Linked DNA regions of Homo sapiens: region 2 is linked to region 1. A link is an interaction called in ENCODE POLR2A ChIA-PET data of the cell type or tissue named here. Cell type or tissue: PC-9. All regions are shown on one strand. Links, peaks and the distances in the headings refer to the core of each region. The heading gives the core; the rest is flanking DNA.

Region 1 (16,203 bases), core at 6,762-11,761:
ATTCCAACACTTTGGAAGGCTGAGGCAGGAGGATTACTTGAGCCCAGGAATTCAAGACCAGCCTGAGCAACAAAGTGAAACCCTGTTGGTACAAAAAAAAAAAAAAAAAAAAAAAAAAAAAGAGCCGGGCGTGGTGGTGTATGCCTGTAGTCCCGGCTGCTTGAGGGAGGCTGAGTGCAGAAGATAGCTTGAGCCTGGGAGTTGGGGGGCTGCAGTGAGCTATGATCGCGCCACTGCACTCCAGCCTGGGAGACAGAACAAGACCCTATCTCAAAAAAATTGTTATTATGATTATTGTTGAGACGGAGTGTCGCTCTTGTTGCCCAGGCTGGAGTGCAGTGGTGCAGTCTTGGCTCACTGCAACCTCTGCCTCCCGGGTTCAAGTGATCTATTGCCTGAGGCTCCCAAGTAACTGGGATTACAGGCGCCCACCACCACACCTGACTACTTTTTGTATTTTTAGTAGAGATGGCGTTTTACCATGTTGGCCAGGCTGGTCTCAAACTCCTAACCTCAGGTGATCCAGCTGCCTCGGCCTCCCAAAGTGTTGGGATTATAGGCGTGAGCCACCACGCCGGGCCAATTTTTTAAATAATTTAAAAAAATTAAATAGATTTGTGGAAAAGGATACTCATTCTCCCTTCTGGAATCAATGCCATAGTTTCAGTTTTATGACTATGTGCTACTTTGATAATAGTAGCAGTTAGTTGTTATTCCACTCACTTAAGCTTTCTTTATTTTTGAACTTTGAATTTTCTGGTTGTCTTTGGAGTTGGTTGGGCTGGGTAAATCTTAGTTATTAAGTGCTGTAGGTACAGAAAATGAAAATTTATATAATGTTTATACATTTAACATTGTTACCTTCATTATATTTCCCATTTCTGTTGCTTTCACATTAGAGTTTTGTACTAATTCAGACTTTGTGGTTCTTATCTGTTGGCTGTTTTAAGTGTGGATATGTTTTGGGCAAATTCTATGGATTTTTGTTTTATTCTAAATCAGAATTGAGTGATAGATCAAATAAGTGATCGTTTAATGCTTTCTTTGTGAAATTTTACCAATTTCCACAATTCTCCCTGATTTGTCCCTTCTCTCTCTCTCTCTCTTTTTTTTTTTTTTTTTTTTTGAGATAGAGTTTCGCTCTTGTTGCCCAGGCTGGAGTGCAGTGGCGCAATCTTGGCTCACTGCAACCTCCACCTCTCAGGTTCAAGTGATTCTCCAGCCTCAGCCTCCCAAATAGCTGGGATTACAGGTGGGTGCCACCACTCCTGGCTAATTTTTTGTATTTAGTAGAGACAGGGTTTCACCATGTTGGTCAGGCTATCTTGAACTCCTGACCTCAGGTGATCCACCTGCCTCAGCCTCCCAAAGTGCTGGGATTACAGGTGTGAGCCACTGTGCCTGGCCTGATTTGTTTATTCTCTTAATATTTTGAACTTTGATCATGTTTAACACTTCACTTAACCCTTAATTATATATGGTTCTGGGTAAATTATTTGATTATTATGGCCCTAATTAGCTTAAAATCTCCTTAAAAGTAACTGTAATAGACTATGCTACCTTGTGGCCCGACAGTATAGGTATAGTGCCTGTCATGTAGTAGATGGTTAAAAAAAATTATTGCCAACACAATACCTTTCTCCAAAGAAATTATGGAAGTACTAGCGTAAGAAATTTGACTTTTTTTGGGGGGAGGGGGGAGGGATAGCATTAGGATATATACCTAATGCTAAATGACGAGTTAATGGGTGCAGCACACCAGCAGGGCACATGTATACATATGTAACTAACCTGCACATTGTGCACATGTACCCTAAAACTTAAAGTATAATAATAATAAAATTTTAAAAAAAGAAATTTGACTTTTTTAAAAAAACCTCTTAGAAGAAGATATAGGATAACATCCTTATGACCTTGAATTCAGGGAGGCTATAATAATTTACAGGAAGCATACATTGAGGGAAAAGATTAATACATTCAAATACATTAAAAATTAATTTTATTCATTGGAAGATAGAATAGCCAGGCGCAGTGGCACTTGCTTTGTAGTCCCAGCTACTTGGGGGCTAAGACGGGAGGACTGCTTGAGCCCAGGAGTTTGAGGCTGTAATGTGCTTTGATGGTGCCTGTGAATCACCACTGTATTCCAGCCTAGGCAGCTTAAAAAAAAAAGAATAAGAAAAGTTCAGAAGAAAAAAATTGGCAAATATATTTGTAAAACATATATCACTTGCAAAAGGTTAGTATTCAGAAAATAGAAATAAGTTGTTTAAATAAAAGACAACCCAACAGAAAAGAAACAGTCAAAAGACACACATAAGAATTTCACCGAATAAATAAGATGCAGCAATAAACAAATGCTCAACTTTCAACATAAGTAAGGAAGTGTAAACTTAAACCATGAGATGCCGTTTCTACTCAATTAAAAACTTGGATAATATCAAGTGTGAGTGATACCGTAGAGCAGTAGCAACTCTCATACTTTGTTGTTGATATGGTGAATTTCATTGATTGATTTTTGAATGTTAAGCCAAGTTTGCATTCCTGAGATAAACTACACTTGGTTGTGATGTATTATCCCTTTTATATATTGCTGGATTTGATTTGCTTATATTTTGTTAAGGATTTTTGTATCTCTGTTCATGAAGTATTCGTCTTAAATGCTTGTGAGAATTTACCAAAGGAAGCCATCTGGACCTATTTATGTTCTGTGGAATGTTGTAAACTATAAGTTCAATTTCTTTAATAGAAACAGAGCTTTTCTAGTCATCTATTTTTTCTTGAGTTAACTTTGATATTTTGTATCTTTCAGGAAATTTGTCTGTTTCATCTAAGTTCTTGACTTTATTATAAAATTATTCATAATATTACCTTGTTATACTTTTAGTATCTGTAGAATCTGTGGTGCTGTGTCATTACCTCTCTTATTCTCAATGTTGGTAATGTGTGCCTTTTTTTTTTTCCATTACACTTTGGCTAGAGATTTATCAACATTATTGTTCTTCTTAAAGAATCAGGGTTTTTTTGGTAGATTTTTTTCTATTATTTTTCTATTTTCTATTTCCTGAATTTTTGTTCTTTATTATTTCCTTGTTTCTGCTTGCTTTGTGTTTAATTTCCTCCTCTTTTTCTAGTTTCTCTTTTCTTTCTTTCTTTTTTTTTTTTTTTTTTTGAGACCAGGCCTTGCTGTGTTGTCATTCAAGCTGGAGTGTGGTGGTGCAATCATAGCTCACCACAGCCTCAAACTCTTGGGCTCAAGCAATCTTCCCGTCCTCAGCCTCCTGAGTAGCTAGGACTACAGGTGCATGCCACCATGCCTGGCTAATTTTAAAATTTGTGGTAGAGATAGGGGCTCTGTATGTTGCCCAGGCTGTCTAGTTTCTCAAATTAGAATCTTAGGTAATTGAGTTAAGGCTTTCTTCTCTTCTAATGAATCATGTAATGTTATAACCATTTTGACAAACAGTGTGACATGGTTACAATGCTGAATTTCTGTATATCTATTGACCCAGCAGTTCTTCTCCTAGGTATATACTCTAGGAAATTTTTTTTATATGTTTGCCAGGAGACGTGTTCAAGCATGTTTATAGTAGGATTTTTCATAATAGCAAACATCCAAATGTTCATTGACAGGAATATGTACATACTTCTGTTAAATTACACCACGGAGTACTGTACAGTATTGAACGTGAATGAACAATAGCTGCATATATCAATGCAGATCAATCTCAGAAATGTTGAATAAAAAGAGCAAGGTGCAAAAGAATACTTACACTGTGATGTCATTTAAGATAAAATTTGAAAAATCAGTTGGGCGCAGTGGCTCACACTTGTATTCTCAGCATTTTGGGAGGCTGAGGCAGGTAGATTGCTTGAGCCCAGGAGTTCAAGACCAGCCTGGGCAACATGGCGAAACTCCATCTCTACAAAATATACAAAAAATTAGCCAAGCATGCTGATGTGTGCCTCTTGTCCCAGCTACTCAGGAGGCTGAGGTGGGAGGATTGCTTGAGCCCAGGAAGTTGAGGCTGCAGTGAATTGAGATCGCTGCACTACACTCCAGCCTGGGCAACAGAGTGAGACCCTGTTTCAAAAAAAAAAAAAAAAACAAAAATAAAATAAAAATGAAAAATCACCATACGTACTGATATATCTGTTTTGCTATAAATATAGTAATAGAATGATAAGCAATCCTTGTGGGGGAGGCAGAGTTAATGTAAAAATAGCTAAATTTATATATTACATGTTGCAAGATGTTTTAAATACTTTATAAATGAATACTTATTTGATTCTCATAATCAAGTACTTCTGTGATGCAGGCACTATTTTTATTCTCATTTATAAATAAAGAAGCAGAAAAACCTTAACTTCCTAAAGTTATACCACTAATAAGTGGTAGACCTTATCATCAAATCCAAGCAAGTCTGGCTTGAGTCTGTGCTCTGAATGACTAAGTCTTAGTGCTTGCCATGATGGAAGGGGCAGGGAGTTTCTCAAGCTGGCAGTTGGGTACACCGACTTTTTTTTTATTGTTTCATTCATATTTATATGCTTATATTTATTTTTATATTTAACTTAATTAAAATTTTAAAAGAGAAATAAAAAAAGTTAAGCCACCTGAGAAGGAATGTAAGAACATAACCTCCCTAACTATATTTACATTCTAAATGGAATTTTAGGACATCAACACTATTAATGTTCCCTTTTTTTTTTCACATTGCCCTGCCCCTCCCTTCTTTTTTTTTTTGAGACAGGGTCTTGCTCTGTTGCCCATGCTGGAGTGCAGTGGCATGATCACTGCTCACTGCAGCCTTGACCTCCTGGGCTCAAGCCATCTGCCCACCTTGGTCTCCCGAGTAGCTGGAACTACAGGTGCACACCATCACACCCAGCTAATTTTTGTGTTTTGTAGAAACAGGATCTCGCCAGGTTGCCCAGGCTGGTCTCCAACTCCTGGGCCCAAGCGATCTGCCTGCCTTGGCCTCCCAAAGTGCCAGGTTTACAGGCAAGAACCACCATGCCCAGCTTCAACACTATTAATTTTCTATAACATATTTCCTAGATAATACTAATAAAGCATGAAATATTAAAAACTTGGATAGGTGAGGTGTTATTAATCTTATATATCTTGATCTGGGTGGTAGTTACAAGGGTGTGTTCATCTGGTGGTGATTCATCAAGCTATACACTTTTGATTTGTTCAATTCTTTGTAGGTATTTCAACTTAAATAATTTTTTTTTTTTGAGACAGGGTCTTGCTTTGTTGCACAGGTTAGAACTCAGTGGCTCTATCTCTGCTCACTGCAGTCTTGATTTCTTGGGCTCAAGCGATCTTCCCACCTAGGCCTTCCTCGTGGCTGGGACTGTAGGCACGCACCACCATGCTTGGCTAATTTTTAATTTTTTTTAGAGATAGGGTCTCGCTGTGTTGCCCAGGCTGGTCTTGAACTCCTGAGCTCAAGTGATCTACCCACCTCAGACTCCCCAAGTACTGGGATTACAGGTGTGAGCCACCTTGCCCAGTAAAATTCTTTAAAGATAGAATAAGATATATACATACACATATATATATACCTATGTATGCACATATATATATACATATATATACACACACATATATATGCGCATATATATAAAATAATAAGATACAAAAAATAGAATAAAAAAATAAAAATAAATTAGCGAGGCATGGTGGTACATGCCTGTAGCCCCAGCTGCTTGAGCCCAGGAGTTTGAGACTGTAGTGAGCTATGATTGCACCACTGCATTCCAGCCTGGGCAACAGAGTGAGACCCTCTCAAAAAAAAGGACTAAAAATATTAGATAAGATTTTCTTAAATTCCAAAGGTTTCTTATTGCAGCTACATTATGTATGTATTTGTTGGGATGATTAAAGGGATATAAAATAGGTTATAAAATGATTGGCTGGCTTTTTGAGATGTTACTTCATTGAAAAGGCTGTAAAAAGAATAAGGAAGCTGTTTATATACTGATATGGGAGATTTTCTAAGATATAAATTATTGGGTTAATAAAAGAACAAACAGGAGACAGCACCATGTGTATAATAATCTACCTTTCTTGTAAAGGAGAGAAAAATAAGAATCTATGTTTGTTATTTGTTTATGCCTAAAGAAACTCTGAAGGAGGCATAAGAAATTAGTAGCTGCGGTTACCTGGGAGTGTAGTGGGGATGGAGACTGTGTTGATATGAAATAGGGATGGCAGGAAGTCTTTTCATTGTATTTACCATTTTAGTTCTTTTTAAACCATGTAACTATACAAGCTATTCTAAGTAAATAAATATTGACTGATTTTTTTTTTTTTTTTTTTTTGAGATGGAGTTTCACTCTGTTGTCCAGGCTGGAGTGCAGTGGCGCAATTTCAGCTCACTGCAACCTCTGCCTCCCAGGTTCAAGCAATTCTCCTTCCTCAGCCTCCCAAGTAGCTGGGATTATAGGCATGCAGCACCACACCCAGCTAATTTTTGTGTTTTTAACTAGATGCGGGGTTTCACCATGTTGGCCAGGCTGGTCTCGAATTCCTGACCTCAAGTGACTGCCCATGTCAGCCTTCCAAAGTGTTGGCATTACAGGTGTGAGCCATGATTTTTAAAAGAAAGCATGTTTAGCATATCTCCGTTAGGTAAATTCAGATTTATACTCTTTTATTTTGGGACTTACATTTGATTATTTGTTGGATATAGGATATTTCCATTTCTTGAGATTTGGTCATATCTCTTGAAATAGAGAAATTTTGGGGATACTATATCATTATAAGGGCTTATGTTCAAAGAGGACTTTTTCAGTTAAATTCCCCAAATCTTTCCAGCATCTCCCCTTTTCCAGGACCATTTTAATTCTTTTTAAAATTACTTTTTGCTCTTTTGGATATTGTGCATTTATAGGCAGAAGTTTCCTTTCCAATGAGATGTTAATAATATGACCTTATATTTAAACAGTTTTAGAATTAAAAAGGTGTTTTGTTACTGTGACTGAGCTTTCTGATATCATTTAGTTAAAAAGTAGGAAAAGCCAATGTTTAGGTGGCCAAACTTTCCTTTTATTCTTCTTTGTTGAGACGGTCTCACTCTGTCACCTAGGCTGGAGTGTAGCGGCATGATCTGGGCTCACTACAACTTCCACTTCCTGGGCTCAAGCGATCCTCACATCTCATCCTCCCAAGTAGCTGGGACTACAGGTGTGCACCACCATGCCTGGCTAATTTTTTTGTTTTTTTGTAAAGATGGGTTTTGCCATATTGTCCAGGCTGGTCTCAAACTCCTGGGCTCAAGCAGTCTGTCCACCTTGGCCTCCCAAAGTGCTGGGATTATAGGCATGAGCCACTATGCCCAGCCATGAATGGATTTTTGTCATTATCTTAGGAGTGGGTTAGTATTGTGTGAGTGGGCTTGTTATAAAAGTGAGCTTGGCCCCCTCTTGCTGTCTCCCTGTCTCATGCTCTCCTGCCTTTCCATGTTCTGCCATGCAGTGCTGCAACAAGAAGGCCCTCACTAGATGATGGCACCTTGATACAGAACTTCTAGCTCCCAGAACTGTGAGAAATACATTTCTTTTCTTTATAAATTACCCAATCTGTGATATTGTGGTATAGCAACACAAAATGGATTAAGACAGAAAATTGCTACCAAGAAGTGGGGTTGTTGCTGTAACAAACACCTGAAAATGTTAAAGCAGCTTTGGAACTGGGTAATGGGTAGAGAAGAATTTGGAGGAGCAGGCTAGGAAAAGCCAGTTGTGGTAAATGGAGCATTAATGGTGATTCTGGTGAGAGCTCCGAAGAAGGGGAAACGTGTATCAAAAAATCTGAAAACCTTAGAGATTACTTAAGTGTTCATGATCAAAATATTGGTAGAAATAGGGATAGTAAAGGCCATTCCGATGAGCTCTCAGATGGAAGAGAGAAATATCTTACTGGAAACAGGAGTAAAGGTCATCTTTGTTATGAAGTGGGAGAGAACATGACTGTTCTGTGTCCTTGCCCTAGGTCTTTATGGAAGGCAGAATTTAAGAGTGATGAGCTAGGATATCTGGTGGAAGAAATTTTTAAACAAAATATTGAAAGAGCTACATAGCTATTTGTAACTGCATACATTAAGATGCGAGAGGAGAAAAATGACTTAAAGTTGGATTTATAATTAAAAGAGAAACAGAAAGGAAAGATTTGGAAAATTTGCAGTCTGGCTATGTAAAGAGTGAAAAGGCATGTTTAAGAGAGCAAGCCAAGGGTGTGGCCAAGTAACTGTTTGCTAAGGAGATTAGTATGGATAGGAGGGAGCCAAGTACTTATCATCAAGAAAATGGGAGAATGACTCTGAAGCCATTTCAGAGATCTTCAAGGCTATCCCTGTCATCACGGGTGCAGACCTCTAGGAAGACAGAACAATTTTGAGTCAGGGCCAGGGCACCCTTTGGCACCTTTAATGGGCTTGATGCCTAGGGCTGCCCCTATCTCTGTTCCCTGCATTCTGTTGCAACACTGCCCTAGCTGTGGCTCAAGTGGGCCCAGGTGTTGCTGAACCTGCTGCTCTGAAAGGTACAAGCCATAAACTCTGGTGGTGTACACTTGGTGATAATTCTGTCACCAAATTCAAGAACCATGGGGCCATGGCAGCCTCCACCTAGATTTCAAAGGATGTCATGGATAGGCGGGGGGCCCAGACAGAGATGTGTAGGAGAGGCAGAGCCACTACTGAAAGTTCCCACTAGAGCAGTGCCTAGTGAAGCTGTGGGAATGAAGCAGCCCCCAAGACCACAGAACTATAGGGCCACCAGCATATAACTGCACCCTGGAAAGGCTGCAGGCATAAGACTCCAACCTGTGAGAGCTGCTGGGTGGACTGAGTCTAGGAAAGCTATAGAGGTAGGGCTGCCTGAGGCCTTTGTGAGCCCAACCTTTCCCCAGTGGGCCCAGCCTCTGTCCTAGTGTGCCCAGGATTTTGGACATGGCGTCAAAGGAGATTCTTCTCCAGCTTTAAGACTTATTGTTGTTTTTCTTGGGACCACCAGTTACCCCTCTTTTCCTCATCCCTATTGGAATGAGAGTGTCTGTCCTATGCCTGTGCCTTGTGTTTTGGAAAGTTGGTAACTTGTTTTAACAGGCTCACACTTGGAGGGAATATACTTCAGGATGAATCATGCCTTGAGTCTCACCTATATCTGATTTAAATGAGACTTTAGACTTTTGAGTTGATATTGGAATGAGTTAAGACTTTAAGATTATTGGGATGGAATCTTTGCATTTTGCATTGTGAGAAGGACATGAATTTTGGGGTGCTAGGATGGAATGTTAAGGTTTGCATGTGTCTGCCATGGTTCATGTGTTGGAAACTTAATCCCCAATGCAACAGCATTGGGAGGTGGGGCCTAATAAGAGGTGATTATTAGGTCATGGATTAATGTTGTTATCTTGGGAGTGGGTTTGTTATAGAAGTGAGTTCTGTCCTGTCTTGCTCTCCCCTTCTCTTGTGCTCTCTTACCCTTTTGCCTTCTGCCATGGTATATGGTATGATGCAGCAAGAAGGCCCTCACCAGATGCTGGCAACTTGATGTTGAACTTCTCAGCCTTCAGAACTGTGAGATAGATAGATTTTATATATATATATAGTTATAAAGTATTCAGTCTAAGGTAATCTGTTTATAGCAATACAAAACAAACAAGTATTTCAGCTATAGAATAAAATGTTTGCAAGATTTAGCAAACATAAACGTTTACTTGGTTTTAGAGAATTTGAGGTACATTTCTTAATCTACATAAAATTTAAAACTCAAATATGTTGTAATAGGTTAGGGATTACACCAGTCATAATGATGCCATAGTTGCCTTACACCCTGAGAGAATGAGCCATTTTAACAAATAGGATTTTCTGAGCAGTTGAAAATTTATACCTTTTATGCCCAAATCAGTTTTGGACAGAAAGTTAAACATTTCCTGTCATCTTAAATAGAACAAAGGGCATAACCTTCTCTTAGGTCTTAGTGACCTAGTTGCATTTACTAATATAATTATGCATTTAAGGGGATTAGAGGTTATAAAGTTTGTGCCCCGGGGCTAAATGACTAAATTATCATGATTTAAAGTTCCCTGATATATGAATTTTGTAATGTTTTGATTCTTCTGGGTTTTATTTTCTGTGTCAGCTATTCCTATAGAAACTAAATAGCAACATACATGTAAATACAGATCTGTGAGGAAGCATGTGAATTTTACATTATGTGAACTTGCCCATCTGCTTCTACTACCACACTTCTCTTTTTTCCTTCTTGGTTAACAAGTGAATACCACCTAAAGTGGTATTATTGAGGTCTTTGGTAAATATATTCCTGAAACCTTTTAGAAAAATGTTAAGAGATTTTATATAAAGACCAGGTCACAAATGGCCATGAAATCTCTTCACCTGTTCTTTACCATATGTTATTTTTGTATAACATTTTCACGTTAACTATGTAGCTACATTTATTGGAAAATATAAGTACCTTTATAGTTATTTCAGCAAACATTTATCAGTCTTCTACTACTAAGTAAAAGAACCCCTTCTACTACTACTTTTCTAGGTGACAGAGATGAAAAAACAGGTGTCTGAATTTTTGAAACCTAAAGTCTATTTGAATAAGACAATAAAAAACTGTTTAGTATAATATTTTAGTAGCAGTGTATACCTGGTGTTAAATGATATTATAAAGGAGGATCATCCAATTCAGCATATCAGTTTGATAATACTGTGGTAATAACTCCAAAACCACAGTGCCTTATAGCAGCAAAGATTTATTTCTTGCTCATGTTACATGTTTAGGTAGATGGCAGCTCTGTCCATAGTTGTTCTCCTTTCAGGGGTTCAGGCTGAAGGAGCAGCTCCTATCTGGGACATGTATGTTCTGGTGGTTGAAGGAAAAGAGCTATCCAGAACAGAACCATGGAATTATAGTTAAAAAAGGGGAACATGTTATTCAACACACACTTTATTGGCCAAAGCAAGTCACGTGGCCATGCATAATGCAATTGGTTAGGGAAGTATAATTAATACTCATATAGGAGAAGCAGTAGAATAATTGAGTACAGTAATACATTCTACTACACTCAGCTTCGTTCCCAACTTCCCAAGTGAAAATTATATAGCTTTTTTTTTTTTTTTTTTTTTAAAGACAGAGTCTCACTCTGTTATCCAGGCTGGAGTGCAGTGGCACGATCTTGGTTCACTACAACCTCCGCCTCCCAGGTTCAAACGATTCTTCTGCCTCAGTCTCCTGAGTAGCTGGTATTACAGGTGCCCACCACCTTTCCCAGCTAGTCTTTGTATTTTTTTTTTTTTTTTTTTTGAGTTGGAGTCTCGCTCTGTCGCCCAGGCTGGAGTGCAGTGGTGTGATCTCGGCTCACTGCAAGCTCCGCCTCCCAGGTTCACGCCATTCTCCTGCCTCAGCCTCCCGAGTAGCTGGGACTACAGGCGCCTGCCATCACGCCTGGCTAATTTTTTGTATTTTTTTAAGTAGAGATGGGGTTTCACCATGTTAGCCAGGATGATCTCGATCGCCTGACCTTGTGATCCGCCCGCCTCGGCCTCCCAAAGTGTTGGGATTACAGGCGTGAGCCACCGCACCCTGCCGAAAATTATGTAGTTTTGGGAGCCATCAAGTAAAAATGCATTATAGCAGAAATAAAGCTGTTTTCCAGTCCCTTATGAGCATTCTAATATCTATAAGTTAAATTGCTTGTGTCTCCCTTGAAGATGAGAGAAGCTGTAAAGAAATTATAATTTGAAGTAATGTTCTTTTTATGGGAGATGGAGGACTATATCATTGACACACTACTTGGTATCTTTTTTGAATAACTCTGACATCGAGTTATGAGGTTCAATAATAAGTTTTTTTTCTTTTCACATCTCTTCAATCTACTTTATGTTACCCATTAATCGATTGCTTTGTCATGGACTGAATCTATACAATCATATTTTCAAGCTAAAATCTGGGGTAGATTAGTTCATGGGGTCAAACATTAGCATATTTAAAATAGGAAATGACATGAATTATGTAGCATTTGCTTATTGGGCATCTCTTTCTTTTTTGAGACAGAGTCTCACTCTGTCGCCCAGGCTGGAATGCAGTGGCGCAATCTCCGCTCACTGCAACCTCTGCCTCTCGGGTTCAAGTGATTCTCCTGCCTGAACCTCCTGAGAGCTGGGATTACAGGCATGCGCCACGATACCCAGCTAATTTTTGTATTTTTAGTAGAGACGGGGTTTCACCATGTTGGCCAGGCTGGTCTTGAACTCCTGACCTCAAGTGATCTGCCCACCTCAGCCTCCCAAAAGTGCTGAGATTACAGGCGTGAGCCACCATGCCCGGCTAGGCATCTCTTTATTGAGCATCTCCTATGTGGCATATTTGCCAGCTGACTGGGATATAGGAGTGAAAGATATGATCCTTGCTTTTAGGGATTCTACATAAGTGGACATGTCTCTGGATAATACCAATACTAGGAAATAATTGCCAAGAGAGGTACTAGTCAAATGATCCGCAGTTGAAGTGTTTAGGAAGGAATGACCAATGATAAGATGGTGAAGAAAGAGTGGTTAGAATGGTTTCTCCACAGGTGACAGCTGAAACAAGTCTTGAAAGAAGAGCAAGACTTTGTCATGCAAATGAGGGGAAGTACATTCTAGGCAGCACTAATATATATCATGAGTGATAGCATGAAGGAGTAAAAGCAGTGGTGGTTTATAGAAACTGAGTGATTTTTGTGAATCATATAGGAGAGAGGACAGGAGATGAGGTGGAAAAGGTAGATTTGGACCAAGTCTTGAAGGACTTTAGTGTAATGCTGCTTTTTCCTTTAGGAACAGGTGGTGAGGAGTTTGATAAGATTTTAAGTAATAGAATCACATGCTTAAATCTTTGTTTTTAGAATAGCAGTCATGGTGATAATGTGGAAGACATTGGCTTTGTGCCTAGAGGCAAGGGGACTTGTAGAGTGATTCAGTAAAGAGGACAGTTAGAGGTAAATTCTTGGTGTGTAGCCAAATCATCTGGATAGAGGGAGATAGACTTGGGAGTTATCAGCCCATGTAGTGAAGGTTACAGGAAATACACTCCCAGGGAAGTTTGTATATCGCTAGAAAAGTAGAGGCTGGGGAAGAACCCTGGGGATGACCAGCATTTGAACAGCTGGCAGGGAAAAAAGAAGGCAGACTTAAAAGACCATCCAGAGAAGTAGGAGGATGAGGAGAGATTAGATTTGTGAAGTACAAAGCAGGGGAGAGTTTTTGAGAAGAGAGTTGTGAATAGCCCTCAAATGCTACATTATAAGAGTTGAAAGTAGTCCTTGGACTTGTCAGGTAGGGGTCTGTCTCATCAATGGCTTGAGGGCTGGCTGTTCAGTAGAGTGATGAATGTGGAAGCTCGCCGGCAGTTGGTTAAGAAGGCAGTGAGTTAGGGAGTGTGACAGGGAGTGTGACAGTTCTGTACATGCATTACTATAAGTGGATCCGGAGAGTAATTAAGTTATTTCCATAAGAAAGGTAGTGTTTGTATACTTCAGTGATGATCATTTGTTTTTCTCCAGTTTTAATTGTTGCTGCTCCCAAGGAGCCTGTGGTGATTCTGCCCTTGTATGTCGGGGGAAATGTGGCATTAAAAAAGCAGTACAGGTCAGGCACTCTCTGTCCAGATTAATTTCTCAATAGAGTTATGTGTAAATTGAAATCTTACTGAGTTGAATAAGTTTGTGCAAATGGGATGTTGGTAAGGAAAAAATTATTCAATGACACTTGTTAAAGCATGGTAAGGAAGATTTATTCAGGACCATTGAGATAGGTATAGAAACCACTGCAGTGGGGTGTGGGGATTGCGGGGCGAGGGTAGAGAGAGACTGGGCTCACTCTGAATACAGCATGGGCAATTGGGAATCTATAGCCAAGGATCAGTGTGAGGGTAAGTGGTTGGAAAATTACTAAGAGGAAACATCAGGGGTAAGGGGGATTCTGGCTAAATCGACCTAACAGGATTCTTGGTGGAGTCAGGCCAGGGTGTTCAGACATCACCTGAGGGATGGTAGATAATGAGGAACCTGATCATACATCAAGGATGATCAGATGTCGAGGTTGAGGGGGTTCTGGCTAAACTGACTTAGCAAGGTTCTTTGGCTAAAACTGGATTTTACAAGGAAGTACACAGATGAGCCTAGAAGAGAGTTCATAAGCCTGAGTAAAGTTTGGCCAAGCAAAGAATCTTTGTCAACATGAGTCACATTGTTAAAAATATATGGAAATGTTAAAACTCTGTAATTCAACACAAATTAGAAATTCAGCAGCTATAGATGATATTCCCATAGATATTTTGATGTTCTGAGTTCTTTTTTTCTTTATCAAGTCCAAAATGTCATGTTCTGAGTTATTTTTGTTTGTTTGATTTATTTTGTTTTGTTTTCGAGATGGAGTCTCACTCTGTCGCCCAGGCTGGAGTGCAATGGCATGATCTCGGCTCACTGCAACCTCCGCCTCCTGGGTTCAAGCGATTCTCCTGCCTCAGCCTCCCAAGTAGCTGGGATTATAGGTGCCCGCCACCACTCCCAACTAATTTTTTTATTTTTAGTAGAGACGGGGTTTCACCATGTTGGCCACGCTGGTCTTGAACCCCTGACCTTAGGTGATCCACCTGCCTCAGCCTCCCAAAGTGCTGGGATTACAGGCATGAGCCACCATGCCCAGCCAATCATGTTCTGAGTTCTTAAAGCCAGAAACTTATCTTTGCATTTCTGATGATAGCAAAAATTAATTCTATGAAAAGTTTGTGTGTGTATATGTGTAAATATGTATGTGGATAGCTAAGTATACATTCAGCTCTTACTATGTCCAAAGCATATGAATGAGAGGCTAAGGACTGCTTACTATGGGGAAGAATGATTCTTACTTTACATTTGGCCAAGATCACAGATCTTATAACAAAAGGATTAAATGTTTTAGTATTGATCCTGATGAACACCTGACTTTTAAAGAAGGGTTATAAGAGCTTATAAACCAAGGTTAAGGAAAAAAAAAAGTGGAACACGGTGGTAAAATATTAATCTTTTTGCAGTAGATATATATTTTGTGAATTATCAAATTCTACCTAATTTTATGTTATTTTAGTCACTTATTTTCTATTTGTATAATTTTGTAGTTTTCTAGTTTTGCATTCTTGTTTTTATAATAGGTGCTAAATATGTGAGTTTGTTAAAATGTACTTTCAACATTAAGTAAAAATGAAACCATCGAGCAATTATTAAACACGTAAGACTAATAATTCTCCTGAATTTATACCATATAAAATAAGGTCATGTATATGGAAGTATTTTATAAACTAGGTAGCTAGAAATTAAGTCGTTATTTTTAAGTAGAAGATAAGTTATTAAATATTCACTGTAAATTTTAAGAACATAATTAAGTTGCTTTGGAGCAAAGGGGTCACATAAAATAATTTCAATTTTAGAAAACAATATCCATGAATATAAAGATAATAAGGATATACTGAAATATATATGTATTAGATACATTTTCTGGGTTCTAGGATGGAAAAACTTATTTGGACAGGGGATGGGGGAAGAGGAATGGCTTTTTATGAGTTTTAGCCCAGTATAAATATAGCAGCAGTCTTACTTTTAAAAAATTGGATGGACGCGTTGGCTTACGCTTGTAATCCCAGCAGTTTGGGAGACTGAGGCGGGCAGATCACTTGATGTCAGGAGTTCAAGGCCAGCCTGGCCAACATGGCGAAACCCCATCTCTACTAAAAATACAAAAAAAAATTAGCTGGGCATTGTGGAGCATGCCTGTAATTCCAGCTACTTGGGAGGTTGAGGCAGGAGAATCTCTTGAATCCAGGAGGCAGAGGTTGCAGTGAGCCGAGACTGCACCACTGCACTCAAGCCTGGGCAACAGAGACTCCATCTCAAAAAGAAAAAAAAAAAGGATCATTTTATTTAGTATATGTAGTAGCTCTGAGCCTTTGTACTCTTTACTTGCACAATGTTTTCTATTGTAAAGCATGTATGTCAAAACCCAGAATCTGCACTGTCACTTCCTTATTGTAAATATGGCTCTGCTACTAAGATAACATCCCTGAAACAGGGTGTAAATTTCTCAGGGTCTTGAAAAACAGTTTGAGAAGGGGGAAAAAAAAGTTAAGGTATGAATAATTTTCTCAGTTATGACTCTT
Region 2 (5,000 bases), core at 1-5,000, 250 kb before region 1:
TATATTACGGTTATTAATCCCTTGTCAGATGGGTAGTTTGCAAATATTTTTTCCCATTCTATGGGTTGTCTCATCATGTTGTTATTTCCTTTGCTGTGAGGAAGCTTTTTAACTTGATATGATCCCATTTGTCTATTTTTGCTTTGGCTGCCTGTACTCGTGGGGTATTACTCAAGAAATCTTTTCCTACTCCAATATTCTGGAGAGTTTCACCCAGTGTTTTCTTGTAGTAGTTTCGTAGTCTTAGATTTAAGTCTTTTTTTAATCTATTTATTTTTTTTGAGACAGAGTTTCGCTCTTGTTGCCCAGGCGGGAGGGCAATGGTGCAATCTCGGCTCACCGCAACCTCCGCCTCCTGGGTTCAAGCGATTCTCCTGCCTCAGCCTCTTGAGTAGCTGGGATTACAGGCATGCACCACCATGCCTGGTTAATTTTGTATTTTTAGTAGAGACAGGGTTTCTCCATGTTGGTCAGGCTGGTCTCGAACTCCTGACCTCAGGTGATCCACCCACCTTGGCCTCCCAAAGTGCTGGGATTACAGGCGTGAGCCACTGCACCCGGCCTAGGATTGTTTTTTCTATATCTGTGAAGAATGTCATTGGTATTTTGATAGAGATTGCATTGAATCTGTAGATATTTGGGGGGTAGTACAGACACTTTAACAATATTAATTCTGCTGGGCCAGGCGCGGTGGCTCACGCCTATAATCCCAGCCCTTTGGGAGGCCAAGGGGGGGGGATCCCCTGAGGTCAGGAGTTTGAGACCAGCCTGACCAACATGGAGAAACCCCATCTCTACTAAAAATACAGAATTAGCCAGGTGTGATGGGGCATGCCTGTAATCCCAGCTACTCGGGAGGCTTGAGGCAGGAGAATCCCTTGAACCCGGGAGGCGGAGGTTGCGGTGAGCCGAGATCATGCCATTGCACTCCAGCCTGGGCAACAAGAGCTAAACTCTGTCTCAAAAAAAAAAAAACAATATTAATTCTGCCAATAAATGAACATGGAATATCTTTCCATTATTTTCTGGGATTTTCAATTTCTTTTTTTTTGAGACGGAGTTTTGCTCTTTGTTGCCCAGGCTGGAGTGCAGTGGCATGATCTTCGCTCACTGTAACCTCTGCCATCTGGGTTCTAAGCAATTCTCCTGTCTTAGCCTCCTGAGTAGCTGGGATTACAGGTTCCCACCACCATACCAGCTAATTTTTGTATTTTTAGTAGAGATGAGGTTTCACCATGTTGGCCAGGCTGGTCTCAAACTCCTGACCACAGGTGATCCACCTGCCTCAGCCTCCCACAGTGCTGGGATTACAGGCGTGAGCCATCGCGCCTGGCCGATGAATGACCTTTTTAATGTGTCGTTGAATTTGTTTTGCTAGTATTTTGTTGAGGATTTTTGTATCAATATTCATCTGTGATACTGGCCTGCAGTTTCCTTTTTTTGATGTATCTTTGTCTGGTTTTGGTATCAGGGTAATACTGGCCTCAAAAAATGAGTTTGGAAGTATTCCCTCCTCCTCTATTTTTCAGACTAGTTTAAGTAGCATTGGTATTAGTTCCTCTTTAAATGTTTAATAGAATTCAGCAGTGAAGCCATAAGGGCCTGGGCTTTTTTTGCTGGAAGACGTTTTATTATGGCTTCAATCTCATTACGTTATTGGTCTGTTCAGGTTTTGGATTTCTTCATGGTTCAATCTCTGTAGGTTGTATTTGTCTACAAATGTATCCATTTCTTCTAGATATTCCAATTTATTGGCATACAGTTGCTCATCATAGCCACTAATGATCCTTTGAATTTCTGCAGTATCAATTGTAATGTCTTCTTTTTCATCTCTGATTTTATTTATTTGGATCCTCTCTCTTTTTTTCCTAGTCTGGTTAAAGGTTTGTCTATTTTGTTTAACTTTTCAAAAAAATCAACTTTCTGTTTCATTCATCTTTTGTATTGTTTTCTTCATTCCAATGTCATTTATTTCTCCTCTGATCTTTATTATTTCTTTTCTTCAGCTAATTTTGGTTTGGTTTGCTCTTGTTTTTGTCATTTGTTAAGATGCATCACTAGGTTATTTATTTGAAGTTTTTCTTCTTTGTTGATGTAGACACTTATAGCTATAAATTTCTCTTTTAGTACTGCTTTCACTGTATCCCATAGGTTTTCATATGTTGCATTTCCATTATCATTTGTTTCAAGAAAATTTTCAATTTCCTTCTTAATTTCTTCATTGACTCACTGGTCACTCAAAAGCATATTTTTTAATTTCCATCTGTTTGTATAGTTTCCAAAATTCCTCTTGTTATTGATTTCTAGTTTTATTCCATTGTGGTCAGAGAAGGTGCTTGATATTATTTCAAATTCTTTGAATGTTTTAAGTTCAATTCAAATTTTTTGAATGTTTAAGCTGGGCATGAGTCACCATGCCCAGCCAGTAATAAAACTCTACACACCTTGATTTCATCCCCCTGCTTTTTAACTTTTTGTTGTTTCTATTTATATCTTATTATACTTTCTATGTCTTTTTTTTTCTTGTTACAGAACAATAAACACCTTTATTACATAAGCAAATACAGAAAGGATGAGGATTTATTTGCCTTTCTGGGCCTTGATTTTCCAAAGATAAAACTCCAACTCCCAGGCCTCTAGCACATAGCCATCTGCTGGGCCACACTGCTCTGGCCTTGATGTGATACATGCCAGATGCTTGCCCTGCTGGAACTGCTCCTCCAGAAGACTGCTGATTTTGGCATTCTTTTTCCTTTCATCATATTTCTTCTAAATTTTTTTAGATTGTTTTTTGTTTAAAATCTCTTCCTCCTCAGGAGTCAGCTTGGCCCCCTTCTTGCAGCCCAGGGACAATGTATAGTGGGATTTTCACCACTGTCAGTAGAGTGTGCTGTCACTGAGCACGATGCAGTTCTTCAATAGCATCTTGGTACGGACCAGTTTGTTATTGGACACACTGTAGACAACATTGATGATCCTTGTTTTGCACCTACATCACTTGGAGCCCCAGGAGAAATTCCCCACATCCAGCCTCAAGGTACAGTATTTCTTGTTACGTCCCTGCACACAGACTGTGTGGACGCAGCGGGGGCCAATCTTGGTGTTGGCAGCGGGGCACTCCAGCTCATACTTCCACTTCTTGTGGGAGGGCTTACTCTTGCCCCTGTCTTGCAGCACTTGTGCCAGTTGTCACGAGAGCCCATTGCTCGACATCTGTACTATGTCTTGAAAAATTGTTATTGTTTTGATTGGTTCATCTTTTAGTCTTTCTACTTAAGAGTAGTTTACACACCACAGTTACAGTGTTATAATATTCTGTGTTTTTTCTCTGTACTTAATATTACCACTGAGTTTTGTACTTTCAGATGATTTCTTGCTGCTCATTAACATCCTTTTCTTTCTGATTGAAGTACCTTCTTTAGCATTTCTTGTAGGACAGGTCTGATGTTGATGAAATCCTTTAGCTTTTGTTTGTCTAGGAAAGTCTTTATTTCTCTTTCATGTTTAAAGCATATTTTTTCCAGATGCAGTAGTCTAAGGTTCCTTCAGCACTTTAAATATTTCATTCCACTTTCTCTTGGCTTGTAAGGTTTCCACTGAAGTCTGCTGCCAGACATACTGGAGTTCCATTGTATGTTATTTGTTTCTTCTGTTGCTTTTAGGATCCTTTCTTTATCTTTGAGCTTTGGGAGTTTGATTATTAAATGCCTTGAGGGGCCAGGCGTGGTGGCTCACGTCTGTAATCCCAGCACTTTAGGAGGCTGAGGGAGGTGGATAACTTGAGGTTAGGAGTTCGAGACCAACCTGGCCAACATGGCAAAACCCCATATCTACTAAAAATACAAAAAAAATATCTGGGTGTGGCGGCATGTGCTGTAATCCCAGCTACTCAGGAGGCTGGGGCAGAAGAATCCCTTGAACCCAGGAGGCTGAGGTTGCAGTGAGCTGAGATCACACCACTGTACTCTAGCCTGGGCGACAGAGCAAGACTCCACTCCATCTCAAAAAAAAAAAAAAAAAAAAAAAAGCCTTGAGGTCATCTTCTTTGGGTTAAATGTTAAATCTGCTTGGTGTTCTATAATCTTCTTGTACTTGAATGTCAATTATCTTTTTCTAGGTTTGGGAAGTTCTCTGATATTATCTCTTGGAATAAACCTTCTATCCTGTCTCTTTCTCTACCTCCTCTTTAAGGCCAATTACTCTTAGATTTGCCCTTTGGAGGCTATTTTCTAGATCTTGTAGGCATGTTTCATTCTTTTTTATTCTTTTTTGTCTCCTTTATGTATTTTCAAATAGCCTGTCTTCAGGTTCACTAATTCTTTCTGCTTGATCAATTCTGTAATTAAAACTGCTATTAAAAGAACGCTGATCCATTCTTCAGTATTTCAATTGCATTTTTCAACTCCAGAATTTCTGCTTGATTTTTAATTATTTCAATCTCCTTGTTAAGTTTATCTGATAAAGTTCGAAATTCTTTCTCTGTGTTATCTCGAATTTCTTTGAGTCTCCACAAAACCACTATTTTGAATTCTCTGTCTGAAAGGTCACATATCTTTGTTTCTCCAGGATTAGTTCCTGGTGCCTTATTTAGTTTGGTGAGGTCATGTTTTTCTGGATGGTGTTGATGCTTGTAGAAGTTCTTCAGTGTCTGGGCACTGAAGAGTTAAGTACTTATTGCAGTCTTCGCAGTCTGGGCTTGTTTGTGTCTGTCCTTGGGAAGGCTTTCCAGGTATTTGAAGGAACTTGGGTGTTGTGATCTAAGCCATATCTGCATTAGGGGGCACCCCAAGTCCAGTAACATCATGGTTCTTGCAGACTCATAGAAGTATCACCTTGTGGTCATGGATAAGATCCAGAAGTATTCTCTGGATTACCAGACAGAAACTCTTGGTTTTTTTCCCCTTACTCTCTCCCAAACATTCAGACCCTCTCTCTGTGTGCTGAGCTGCCTGGAGCTGGAGGTGGGATGACACAAGCACTGCTATGGCCACCACCACTCA

What was found. ChIA-PET counts read pairs that join two places held together with the same protein. Peaks named below come from ENCODE experiments on the same cell type or tissue, not always from the same donor. Only the 100,000 strongest peaks of a DNase experiment are listed, where the experiment ranks them.
Region 2: POLR2A ChIA-PET joins it to region 1 with 17 read pairs; 2 of 35 experiments call an interaction of 5 or more read pairs at or near these places.

Annotation. Positions count from the first base shown.
Region 1 is chr3:57,775,418-57,791,620 of GRCh38, forward strand. All of the region lies in intron 2 of SLMAP (sarcolemma associated protein), which reads left to right. Among named protein-coding and RNA genes, the nearest start is that of SLMAP, 27 kb to the left of the region's middle. RefSeq lists a silencer at 3,112-3,312. In PC-9, for the core only: no CTCF peak of the experiment used is centred there; no DNase peak of the experiment used is centred there; H3K27ac peaks cover 745 bases.
Region 2 is chr3:57,527,765-57,532,764 of GRCh38, forward strand. The region is part of intron 2 of DNAH12 (dynein axonemal heavy chain 12); the gene reads right to left. It also overlaps the pseudogene RPS8P5. Among named protein-coding and RNA genes, the nearest start is that of DNAH12, 14 kb to the right of the region's middle. In PC-9, for the core only: no CTCF peak of the experiment used is centred there; a DNase peak (open chromatin) is centred at 2,507; H3K27ac peaks cover 2,145 bases.